4 separate regions of the Homo sapiens genome follow, and regions 2, 3 and 4 are each linked to region 1. The links are chromatin contacts, found by Hi-C or POLR2A ChIA-PET in ENCODE. All regions are on one chromosome and are shown on one strand. The core of a region is the stretch at or near the end of the contact, and the rest is flanking DNA. Distances in the headings are between cores, read along the strand shown. Region 1 holds the start of PRDM11 (PR/SET domain 11). Region 2 overlaps LOC105376650 (a long non-coding RNA gene). Region 3 has its middle 75 kb from the start of LINC02685. Region 4 has its middle 66 kb from the start of PRDM11.

Region 1 (2,747 bases), core at 171-2,670:
CCTAGGAAAGCCCGAACCTTCCTCCCTCCCAAGAGGAAATGTGGGCAAGGACCAGCTTGGTTGCTACAGGCATCATGCTCCACAGAAAATTCTTCTGTCCCCAAACCCCCAAAGTTTATAGGGTTTCCAGGTACCAAGAGCAATCTCTCATCATTGCCTCCTGGCCCCACGCACAAAGGGCTGGGTGTGTTTCCTTACAGCCACTCTAAATTATACAGCACAGCCTTTCTCCACACGAAGCAAACGTCTAGGAAAGAGGAGACGTTTCACATTTTTCTCCCCTAAATCCCAGCCCAGCCTGGGGGGTTCTAAGCCCCCATCTCCCAACTGGGCTCTAGACACACACCAGCAATTTTTCACCAGCATCGCCCAAGACATTGGTATTCTCTTTGCAGCGACTCGCCTAGAGCACGCTGGCCTTGACCGGAGAGAGGTCATTGGCCGCTAAGTTTCTGCAGTTTCTGCATAGGAGAGTACCTTGGGGACTGCGAGTGGGGGGTGGAGGCTACGCTCCGGAGAGGTTTCCCGAAGAGTCTACACCGCAACTGACACTTAAAACGCATTCCAGAAATGCCCTCCGGCTCGGCCACGCTTCGCGGGCAATCGCGAACCGCGATGGAGAAGGCTTCGTCGCATCCCAAAGGACGCCTCCCACCTTCATCCCCGAGCACCCCGCAGCAGCCCCCGGCGCGGGGCCGAGGGCGTCCGCGAGAACTAGGCCGGCGGCCGCGGCGAGCCCTCTGGCGTCGGCGTCCGCGCCCCGCCCCGTCCGTGTCACCGCGTTCTCATTCCGAGCGCTCGGCCCGGGCCGCCACTCCCATTGGTCGGCGGCCACGTCCGTCAGCGGGCGCGCCGCTTGCGGAGAGAAAAGGCTACATTGTAACAAGGCGAGGAGCGAGCGAGCTGGGAGGAAGGAGGCGGAGGGCGGCCCCCGGCTCCCGCGGCGGCGGCAGCTACCTGCCGAGGGTTCACCCACCTCGCGGCCACGGCGGGCCGCCCCCCACCCCGCGCCGGCGCCGTCCGGACCCCCGCCCCGCGCCCGCGCCGAGACCCCCGGCCGCCCCCGCCCCCAGCCGCCGCTCCCGGCCCCCGCACCGGCGGCCCCCGCGCTCGCTGGCAAACTGCCGAGCGCTCTCCGAAGCCATTTTCAATGGCCACATTGGCTACCGGGGCTGACTCACCTTCCCGGGAATGCTGCGGCAGCCGCGGGGCCCGGGCGGCGAGAGCGGCCCGGCGGGCGGCTCGGCGGAGGCGGCGCGGCCTCGGCTGGCGGCCCCCGCGGAGGGAGCGGCCGCGCTGCGGGCGCGCTGGTCCCCGGCGAGGCAAAGTTTCAGCGCCAGCCTCGGCGCGGCGGCGGCGGCGACTCGCTGCTGCTCTCCTCCCCTGCTTTGACCACCATCTTATTAGTACAGGAAATGACATGGAAAACGGAAGAAAGCGGCGTTTGGGGCAGACGCGGACCCCCCAATTCAGGGGCCGGAGCCGGGACTCACCAGCCGCGTCCCGACCCGGCCCCGGAGAAAACTCCCGGGGCCCCTTAGGCCCGCGCCCTGCCCGGAGGGGGGAACCCGGCTCTCCAAACCCAAAGGGAGAGGGAGCGTTTTATAATCCAGCCCGTGGAGAAATCGAGAAAAAAATAGATGAAAAAAAGAAAAGGTTAAGAGAGAACTTTCGAACTGGGATACTTTTTTGGGGTCAGAAGTAAAAGTTCTCAAATTTTAATAAAGTCATTGTGAGGGGGGCTCCCTGGCTCTCCCGGTCGCGTGGCTGTCCATTTGGAACCAAATAGTCGGGGGGAGTCGACGCGTTTGGATTTTTAACCCTTTCAGGGCTCCGCGGCTGGCCCCCTCCCGGTCCCATTTAACCCTTTGAATGCTCAGCAGTTTGGAGATACAAACTGAAGTTGCGAGACGCAGGCGTCCCGCGAAGGCTGAGGGTGAGGGGCTTGGGGTTCGTTAAAAATATTAACTCTTTATGTGGGGTTGCGGTTTTGTAGTCACGAATCGCACATGTTCTTCAAGTCAAAATATGTTACAGAGGGAGAGAGATTCTGAGAACTGGAGGGGCTGGTCCCTGGCTGGCTTGGAAAAGATGTTTAAGCGGCATTCACTTGCTCGATTCCTCAGTTTCTCCATCTGTGAAATGGGATTCGACATCACAGAGAGGGGGTGAAGAGGGAAAGACTGGGCCGGGGGTGGAATTGTCACAGAGTGCTTGAGTGCTTGACATGCTTTCCTGAGCGCCTGGAAAACTGACAGGTTGCGATGGGGCTGGAAGCCTTGGAGGAGGGCAAGGGACACTGCAGGGTGGCGTAACCAGGACAACCATTCCCCAATCAACCCCTTTCTCGTGGCGTCCTCTACAAGTCCTGTGGCCCAATGGCGACGTCTCTCCTACCAAGGGAGGATGCTCTGTGCAAGCTCCAAAATTGGGGCAGTAAACCCCAGTTGGTGATTCCCAGGAAGGCACCTGGGCGAGGCGCTGTCCAGTGCTTTCCCCAAACATCCACGAAGCCCTGCAAGAGTTGCCCAGACGGCCCCCAGAGGGTACTACCCCAGGGAAGCCTCCTCCCAAGGCGGAAGGAGTTCCGTGTCAACCTTGCTGCTGGCGATCCGCAGATGGGCGTTCATGGTCAGATGGGCGTTCATGGTCAGATGGGGGTGCTCATGGCTTTTGGAATCTGGATGTGGAGCTGGAGGCGGTGGGGGTGATGAGGGAGGGAGCACTGTGGGTACCACATCATTTGT
Region 2 (2,747 bases), core at 156-2,655, 120 kb after region 1:
GAATGATGAGAGGAACAGGCAAAGACCTGGAAGGAAGGGAGGGTTTCAGACAGAAAACAGGGCAGGTGCAAAGGCCCTGAGGCAGGCATGAGCTTGGCGTATTGGAAGAAGAGCAGGAAGTCCAGGGTGGCTGAGAGGTGAATGTGTGAGAGAGAATGGCCAAGAACCAAGCCCAGGGTGGCAAGAAGGGGAAACTGAGTCCCATTCTGGCCAGAGGGATGGAGTTAAGCCCTTGGAATAGGCAGAGAACAGCCGAGGGCATCCATCACTCATGTCCACAGCTAACTTAGGTCCCTCAAATGTCCTCCAGTCAGAGAACTGGGAACTTTGGGAGGGTCTCTGCTGATCCAGGCCTCAAGCTTCAGGGAGGGTTTCATTCTAGCCATCTTCATAAGCAGGCCATTGGCCCAAGAGGCATCCTTTGGGAGAACAAGATGCAGAATCATTTCAGGGCCCAGAGAGGGAGGAGAGGGAGACAGGCTGGGCCGTGTGCCCCCTGGGGCTCATCACAAAGGCCACTCGGGCTGGCGGCCACCCTGGCAGCGAGGGGCAGCAGGGCTGCCAGGAAAATGCCAGCCTCCTGTGAAGGCTTAATTAGCCTGCTCCTGCCGCTGCCGGGTAATAGCTTGGTAGGGTGCAGGTGTTTCTATTTTTCAGCACAATTATCTGGGAAGTGAGGGCAGAAACATCAATGGATATGTCCTCAGCTTTGTGTGTGTGTGACTTGTGTAGAATGACATGTTTGAATGTCACATCCTCATAAGAGACAGTGTCCTGTTGGATGGCGTGTGTCTGTGTCTCTGTCCTACTCACATAACAGCATGTATGTCTGAATCTCTCATAACCATGTAGAACCATGTAAGGTTGTGTTTGTGGGTCTATGTGTGTGGACACAGGTATGCCCAGCTGGCGAGTACAACCTGGCTCTCAAAACACCAGCCTTCCAGAGCAGGCCAGCTCTGCCTTTTGCTTCTGTTTCTTCAGCTGTCGAATGGGGCTGCAGACCCGGTCCTGGGGCCACACAGCATCTTTCCACTGTGTTGCTGCTGTGACTGGTGGTGGGGTCTCCTGAGGAACACGTCTCAGGCCAGCTCCTTTGTCTAGAACAGTGGACTGGCTGCTCCCCAACTCCCCACCACCAGCGTAAGCTCTTCCTCTTGCATGAGCCCAGCTGCATCCTGGACCTGGGCTGACGTGGGCTGGAACTTTGAGGCCTGGCCTAGGGCCATCTGGGCCTGGTGTGCTGTGCGTGTGCAGAGGGTCCGCGACAGGAAGAGCTTCCATTCCCCGTGCTGTGCGTCCTCCCCGACAGCTGGGGCTCAGGGTGAGATGCAGAGGAAGAGGAAGTGAGTCCCCAGCCCAGATCAGGGCAGGACCAGAGGATGAGAGACCTCTGGGAGTCTCTCAGGTTACCAACAGGAAGCAGTGATAAGTTTCCATGGAAACATTACACAGGTTATGCCTGAAGCCCTCGCTTATCAGCTATTTGTCCAGCATGAACCGAGCACTTGCTCTGGATCAGGCCTTGAATCTGAGCTACTGTCAATAACAGCAGCAATAATAACAAAGCAGCCTCCACCTACTTAGGCCACAGCATCAGCTCCTCCAGCCTGCCCCCCGCCTCCTGCCATGTGGCAGCCCCGCTGGCCTCCCCTGGGTTCCTCAGTCTCTGCCACTTCTGTCCCTCCACAGGGCCTTTGCATATGCTGGCTCCTCTTCCTAGAGCACCTTTTCTCCTGCTTTTCTTGTGGCTGCCTACTGCTCATTAACCACCTCTTGGTTTAGATGTCACCTCCCCACAGAGGCCTTCCCTAGACCCATCCCCTGAACCATGTCATGCCTTAGTCCCATGGGCTCAGACTTTCTGTCCCATAGGCTTCAGAGCATGTGTAACCATCTGCCATCATCTTGTTTTTCAAGTGTTTATTCTGTCTTCCCTTTCTGGACTATAACCCCTGTGAGGGCAGAGCTCTCATCTGTCTTGTTCAGCCTCCTAATTCCAGGATCAGCATCAGCATGAAGTATGTGCTCAGTAAATATTTATTGGCAGATTAACAAATTTAACGAGTACTAGTTATGTGCCAGGCACTGACTAGTATCTCATTTCAAACTCGCAACCCATAAGCCAAAGGTGTGTGCATCTTACTGATGAAAGAAAATATAAGTTCAGAGAGGTTAAGAAACCTGTCTAAGGTCACACAGCGTGTAAGTAGGAAAATCAAGATTTGTATCCAAATCTTTCTGATGCAGCTGCATGCTCTTAATATTCTGCTCTGCTGTGATCAGGAGACAGGAAGAAGAATAAGAAAGTCTGGCCAAAGAGACAAATGGACACACAGACAGCTGCCTCAATTATATATTGGGGCAAAACAAGCCACCCCAGAACTGAGTGGCTTAAAACAACCATCACTGACTGCTCATGGCTCTAAGGTTTGGCTATGTGGGCAAGGTTCCGCTGGGATGAATCCTCTTTGTGTGGTGTTGGCTGGACCAGTTTTAAGGAAGAGGCAAGGTCAGCTAGGGGCTGGCTGGTCCCAGATGGCCTCACTCACAAGTCTAGCAATGGGGATGGGGCTGCCAATCAGGTGCCTCAGTTTACCTCCAGGTGGCTTCTCCAGGGAGTTAGCTTGGGCTTCCTTATGTGGCAGCTAGATTCCAAGACAGCAAGAGTGGGAGCTGTGAGACCTCTTGTAGAGGTCAAGAGGTGACAGGGACTCTTGCCCTCAATGTGAAATGCTACAAAGGAT
Region 3 (2,747 bases), core at 100-2,599, 98 kb after region 1:
GGTCCACTCAGTCAGCTCTGGGAGCGTCAAAGAGGAAACATCTTGAATGCAGCATCTTGGGATGTGCCTTGAAGTAGGTGACATTTGAGTGAAGGGTAGAGTAGCGTTTTAACAAGAGACTGTGAGACTGGGATGGTATTCCTGGGAGAGGTTACAGCCCGAGTAACAATCTGGAGGGGGTGGTGTTCAATCTGTTCTGAGAACCTGCAACTAGGCTCATATGGCGTGAGTGTAGGACTAAAAATAATCAAGTTTTTTTTGGTGGGGGGGTGAAAATTACAGAAATTCAGCTGAAAGGGGATTTTTTGCTCGTGTTTTCAGAAGAGTCCAAGAGATGAGCTTCAGGTGCAGCTGGATCCAGGTGCTCAAACTATGTCATTTCGATTTCTTCTTTCTTGTTTCATTTTTCTTGTTCTGCTTTCTTTGGCACTGGCTTTTTTCTGAGATAGAGCCTAGCCACATCTTAGGGGTTCCCTGCTCCCTGCTTCAGTCTCAATTGGGAAAAAATATTGATTTCCCAGTCATTCCAACCACAGTCTCAGTGCTGACACTGGTTGACCCAGCTTCTATGCCAAGCCATCCCTGAGTCAGGCCCTGCACTCAGGGCTGTACTCCAGGCTGAGGCTTGGGCCCACCTGTGAATCTGAGGGGTGGGGTCGGCCCTGCCTGGGCTACATGGGCCAAGAGTGGAGGCAGGGTATTTCCTCAAAGCCAAATCAGGATGACGTTTCCAGAAGGAAGGAAATAAATGTTAAGCAGACAAAAACACCAGATGTCCTCTACAGGTAGCAAGAGCTAAGGCTGCAAGAGAAATCAGAAGCCCTGCTCTAATTCACACCACCGCAGCCCCCGCTCCCAGCTTCTCCCACCTCCCAGCCTCCCCCTCCTTTTCTACAAGATGTACTCATTCCCACCTCCTTGGTTTCTCTTGCACACGCTCCCAACCTCCCTGGATGCTGGGCATAATCTGGTCCTCATCAGAGGTGCTAGAAATACCTTCTGTCAACACAGCATCTGCCAGCTGCCGCCCCCCACCCAGCCACAGCTACATCATTTGAGTTAGTGGGAACTGGCGGACTGGCGGCTGGAGGTGCGTGTGTCTCAGGCTGACTGGCTCCTCCCTGCCTCCACCTCCTGTCTGTGAGATCCTTGGCCATCTGGGGGAGCATGCGACTTTCCTGCCCAAACTGACCTTAATCAGGTTTGCGTGCACGAGCCCAGAAGACGCTCACTGGCTCCGCTGATATGCCAGAGCCAAATATAGGACAGGCCCAGCCCCACCCCCTTAATTCTGTAATTTGTTCGAAATCAGATGATAACGCTAGCCTGGGGAGACATAATTTGTGATAAGCCAGTCCTCCTGGGTTTCGTCCAAGATGACATCAACGTAGAGTAGCGTGCCTGTGGATCAGGCTCCTTCCCTGTGCTCATCATCTTCCCTTTTTAGTCCCTACTCCTGGTCCCAATGGCCATCTGCCACTGCTGCCTCTCTCCCTTTCCCCCAGTCCCTGACAAACTGACACGATGTGGAGGAAATGTGCTATTTACTCATTCATTCACCCTACCGCTAACCACTGAGCTCGTGCTAAGTGCAGACACTGCGCGAGCAGCTGAGGACAGAAGATGGACAGGCCCTGGCTGCCTATGGCTGTCCAGAGATTGTAGCCTCCCGGGGCAGGGGAGACCAATGTCCCTCTCAAAAGAATATGCAGTTTTCAGGGACAAGACTCACAGTAGGCAGAGCTGGGGGGGTGAGGGTCAGCATTACTTAGGGGAGTAGTAGGGCCTCAGAGGGCGGTCGAGGGCTGCCCACAGTGAACAATGGCGGGGGTGCAGAGCTGGGATGTCAGCTCTTGGCCTCCCTCACGAGCTCTGTCCCCTTGACCGTGGCCATGGGCTCCTGTCCTGCCTGGAGACAGAAGGCCAGGTCAGTGGTTTGGTAAGGATCCTGTTCTCTGGGGAAGATGTGAGGCAACCACATGGGTGCTTCAGACCTTCCTTATCTGCCTCCTCCCATTTCCTGGAATAGTTCCTGTTCATTCACACAATAAAAATGGCCAGAGTACTTGCTAACGCTGGGTCTGGGCCCAGGCACAGGGTAGCATGGGAAGCCAAAGATGTGTGGACCAAAACCAGAGGGTTTCACAGGTAAACAGAATGGTGTCTGTATGCAGCCAAAGGAAGGTTCAGGGCTGTAAGATACACTAAGAACAAGGGAACTCGTCTAGGAGGTCAAGAAGGTGAGGACTGAAGTGAGTTCTATCTGGCAGGAAAGTTAGAATTAAGTAGGGGAGACAGTGAAAGAAATGTGCTTTGGCTGGGCGTGGTGGCTTGCGCCTGTCATCCCAGCACTTTGGGAAGCTGAGGCAGGCAGATCACGAGGTCAGGACATCAAGACCATCCTGGCTAACACGGTGAAACCCGTCTTTACTAAAAATACAAAAAATTAGCCGGCATGGTGGCAGGCACCTGTAGTCCCAGCTACTCGGGAGGCTGAGGCAGGAGAATGGTGTGAACCCGGGAGGCAGAGCTTGCAGTGAACTGAGATGGCACCACTGCACTCCAGCCTGGGCAACAGAGTGAGACTCCATCTCAAAATAAAAAAAAAAAAAAAGAAAGAAAAAAGAAGAAAAAAGAAATGCGCTCCAGGCCAGAGGCATGACAAGGGTAAAGTTCTGGAGGCAGGAACATGGGGGTTGGAATAGGGGTGGTGCCAGGCGTGGTGGCTCACGCCTGTAATCCAAACA
Region 4 (2,747 bases), core at 166-2,665, 66 kb after region 1:
GTACTAGTAGTGAATAAGTCTCTCAAGATCTGATGGTTTTATAAGGGGTTTCCCCTTCCACTTGGCTCTCATTCTCTCTTGCCTGCTGCCATGTAAGAAGTGCCTTTTGCCTTCTGCCATGATTGTGAGGCCTCCCCAGTCATGTGGAACTGTGAGTCCATTAAACCTCTTTTTCTTTATAAATTACCCAGTCTTGGGTATGTCTTTATCAGCAGCCTGAAAACGGACTAATACATATGACTTACAGCATAGGAAGGCGCTAGCAGGAAGGATCCCAGTGCTTAAGAGGGAAACTCCTGGAACCTTCATCTGCCCACTGTGAAGGGAAGAGCTGATATCCAGCCCTCCCAGCTCTGCACAACGTGAGGATCTCCCACAGGGCTGTCCCAGGGGAGTCAGCATCGGGGGTGGGGCATAGGCCAGTCCCCCTGCTATCCTGTACGATAACCCCTCTCCTGGGGGCCCAGTGCATCTCCAATCTCTGTGGCAGGTTCCTCCCCACCTTTCCAGGCCCCTTCCTTTCTTCTGTTCCTTCTTAGGAGATATAGCTACAGCCTGGGGTGGTGGCCATTCAGCTAGCCCTTGATGGGAGGGTCCCAGGAACCAGCTTCAGGCCCTAGATGGGTCCACTTCCAAAGTGACCAGCCTCCGCCTTCAGAGACACTGGAACCATATGACCTGCTGGCCGGCCTCCGGCAAGCGGATGGGACCTCAGCCTTCACAACTAGACCGCTTCTAGTTAAGCACCGGTGTTTCCAGCCCTTGGAGAAGAAAACTCAAGAAAGTGCTTCCAAGGTGTAGTTCAAAGACTACCTGTGCCGAATCACCTGGGGGTGGGGGTCAGGAGGCTCATCGATGAAAATACAAATTCCTGGGTCTTACACAAGACCTACCGGGTTAGACTCTGGAGCTGGGAGTGCAGGAACCGCAAGTTTCCCAAGCAACTCCTGCACACTCGAGTTAGTAAACTGTGGGACTCACGGGGCAACAGCAACGGGAAAGCCCTTAGGACCAGGAATCCTTGGTACCATCCCAACCCCATTGCCAGACTCCCTGAGGGACGCCAGGGATTCACAGTTTGTGCCAGTGAACGAGCCCAAGCCTGCGTCTTCACTCCTTTCTCTCCAGCTGCCCACACTGCTCACACGTTCCCCGCAGTTTCTAAATTCAAAGTGGGGCAGTTTGAGCTGTTTACCAACTCCCTTTCCTGGGCACCAGGTCTTAGAAGCCTGCCACTGGAGAGGGGTCTGGGCTCACATCCTTCTAGGGCTTGGCAGGAGTTTCCCTGACTGTAGGCAGGGGGTGAGGATGGGACCCGAGGGCCCTGTTGCAAGCTGGGTGACTTCCTGGCCTGGAGCAAGCCTCTGACTTTCCAGACACAGCTTGGGCCTCTGAACCACTTCCTCCCGGAAGTCACAGTCTTTACAATCTCCCCCAAGTGGGACGGCAGCCTGAGTGCTGTCAGGCTCACCTGCAGAGGGACTCCCGTCCTGGGCCCTGGAGCTGGCGCTGGGGTGGGGGTGGGAGCCTGACACCCACTCCGGCCCCCTACAGATGGTCCAATGCCTCGTTGGCAGAGCAAGTGTTCATTGAACACCTGCTGAGTGTGGCTTGCTGTACTGGGTGCTGGTGGGGGGAGGGTGAGGGATGGGGAAGCATTGGGGGCGAAGAAAGAAATAGAAGACTGGGGGAGTGGAGAAGCCCACACGCAGGTTTAGAACAATCACTAAGCAGCCTGCCAGGCAAAGCGAAACACACTCATCAGAATCCAGTCTGCGTGAGCTTATTCAGCAGGCCAGGCTGGTATCTCAGAGGTGTGGGGTGTGTGCTGGCGTGGGAGGGGGGCAGGGAAGACACAGGGGCAGACAGGACTTATGTTCCAGTCCTGAGGCCACACACCATGGACAAGGCCATTGCTGTGTGGCCTTGGTAAGTTACTTACCCTCTCTGAGCCTCAGCCATTCCCCTTTCTGTGCTTCCCCCAGTGTATACAACCTGGAAAATTGCCAGCTTAAACCAAATTTTCTGACACTTAGCAAGGGATGTGGCTTCTTGGTCATCTGAGTGGTCTGTCAGCTAGAGGCCCATGTCACCCCAACAGGCAGTATAGGGTCATGATTAGAAACCTTGTGCTTTGGGGTCACAGACCTTCACTGAAAGCCACCTCTGCCACAGGCATATCAATGCCCTTGTCTATAGAATGAGCAGATCTGTCGGCATCTTTGCAGGGAGGATTCAGTGAAATTCACTCCTGGCTGGGGAGCGGGGTGTCTGGACAGCATCTCGGAGAAGGGGCAGAGGACATGAGGTTCACAAAGCACTGCCTTCCTCCTTTGCTTTGATTCATTTTAGTTGCAGTAGTCACTTGTTGGAGATGTTAATGAATACAAAAGCCAGAGAGTGTTTCACTTTTTTCAAAGACTGCACGAGTTATGAGGTTTGAGGAGTGCCAGGGTACAGGATGGAAGGGGCCCAGCGCTGTGCCTGGCGCTTGGTGAGCTCTCCTGAGTGTTACAAGACAGACTTCTTCCCACTGCTTCCTCTCTTTAGTGTCTTCCGATGAAGACACTCCTCCCCTTTCTCCTTCTCAGCTGTGTTTGTTCCCTAGAGACAGCTGGAGCTCCACCCCCCAACAGCCCCTAAGCAGGGGGGGGCCTCTCCCCTGCAGCAGCCTGGCTCTGGGCTAATCCTAAACCCTCTCCTAATTAAAGAGCATATAATTTAGGGATTAAGTGTGAAGTGATTAA

The links. A loop is a pair of places that touch in the nucleus more often than their neighbours do. ChIA-PET counts read pairs that join two places held with the same protein, here RNA polymerase II (POLR2A). Pooled maps may share reads with other maps.
Region 2: a loop to region 1 is called in a map of B cell, with 4 times the contacts of the local background. The contact joins the enhancer-like site here to the promoter of PRDM11 in region 1. A Hi-C loop is called at or near these places in 1 of 168 maps with a recorded cell type or tissue (B cell), 1 of 37 single-sample maps with no recorded cell type and 4 of 50 pooled maps. POLR2A ChIA-PET finds 5 or more read pairs at or near these places in 1 of 52 experiments (H1).
Region 3: a pooled map shows a loop between it and region 1 (2.0-fold over the local background). The contact joins the enhancer-like site here to the promoter of PRDM11 in region 1. A Hi-C loop is called at or near these places in 1 of 37 single-sample maps with no recorded cell type and 5 of 50 pooled maps. POLR2A ChIA-PET finds 5 or more read pairs at or near these places in 2 of 52 experiments (GM12878 and H1).
Region 4: a map of naive thymus-derived CD4-positive, alpha-beta T cell shows a loop between it and region 1 (12-fold over the local background). The contact joins the enhancer-like site here to the promoter of PRDM11 in region 1. A Hi-C loop is called at or near these places in 2 of 168 maps with a recorded cell type or tissue (gastrocnemius medialis and naive thymus-derived CD4-positive, alpha-beta T cell) and 8 of 50 pooled maps. POLR2A ChIA-PET finds 5 or more read pairs at or near these places in 1 of 52 experiments (CD4-positive, alpha-beta T cell).

The regions. Positions count from the first base shown.
Region 1 is chr11:45,145,312-45,148,058 of GRCh38, reverse strand. PRDM11 (PR/SET domain 11) reads right to left here and starts at 1,420. Exons shown (of 8, transcript NM_001384648.1): 1 at 1,182-1,420. LOC105376652 (a long non-coding RNA gene) reads left to right here and starts at 1,276. Exons shown (of 6, transcript XR_931241.3): 1 at 1,276-2,747. RefSeq lists silencers at 670-859, 940-1,019.
Region 2 is chr11:45,024,834-45,027,580 of GRCh38, reverse strand. All of the region lies in intron 1 of LOC105376650 (a long non-coding RNA gene), which reads right to left. Among named protein-coding and RNA genes, the nearest start is that of LINC02685, 52 kb to the right of the region's middle. Within about 2 kb of position 1,405, at least 10 of the 41 ENCODE cell types and tissues checked have a DNase peak (open chromatin) inside an H3K27ac peak, as active enhancers do; they include B cell, where a contact is called at or near this core.
Region 3 is chr11:45,047,738-45,050,484 of GRCh38, reverse strand. No RefSeq gene overlaps it. Among named protein-coding and RNA genes, the nearest start is that of LINC02685, 75 kb to the right of the region's middle. RefSeq lists an enhancer at 608-1,107. Within about 2 kb of position 1,349, at least 7 of the 41 ENCODE cell types and tissues checked have a DNase peak (open chromatin) inside an H3K27ac peak, as active enhancers do.
Region 4 is chr11:45,079,004-45,081,750 of GRCh38, reverse strand. No RefSeq gene overlaps it. Among named protein-coding and RNA genes, the nearest start is that of PRDM11, 66 kb to the left of the region's middle. RefSeq lists a silencer at 1,613-1,682. Within about 2 kb of position 1,415, at least 13 of the 41 ENCODE cell types and tissues checked have a DNase peak (open chromatin) inside an H3K27ac peak, as active enhancers do; they include CD4-positive, alpha-beta T cell, where a contact is called at or near this core.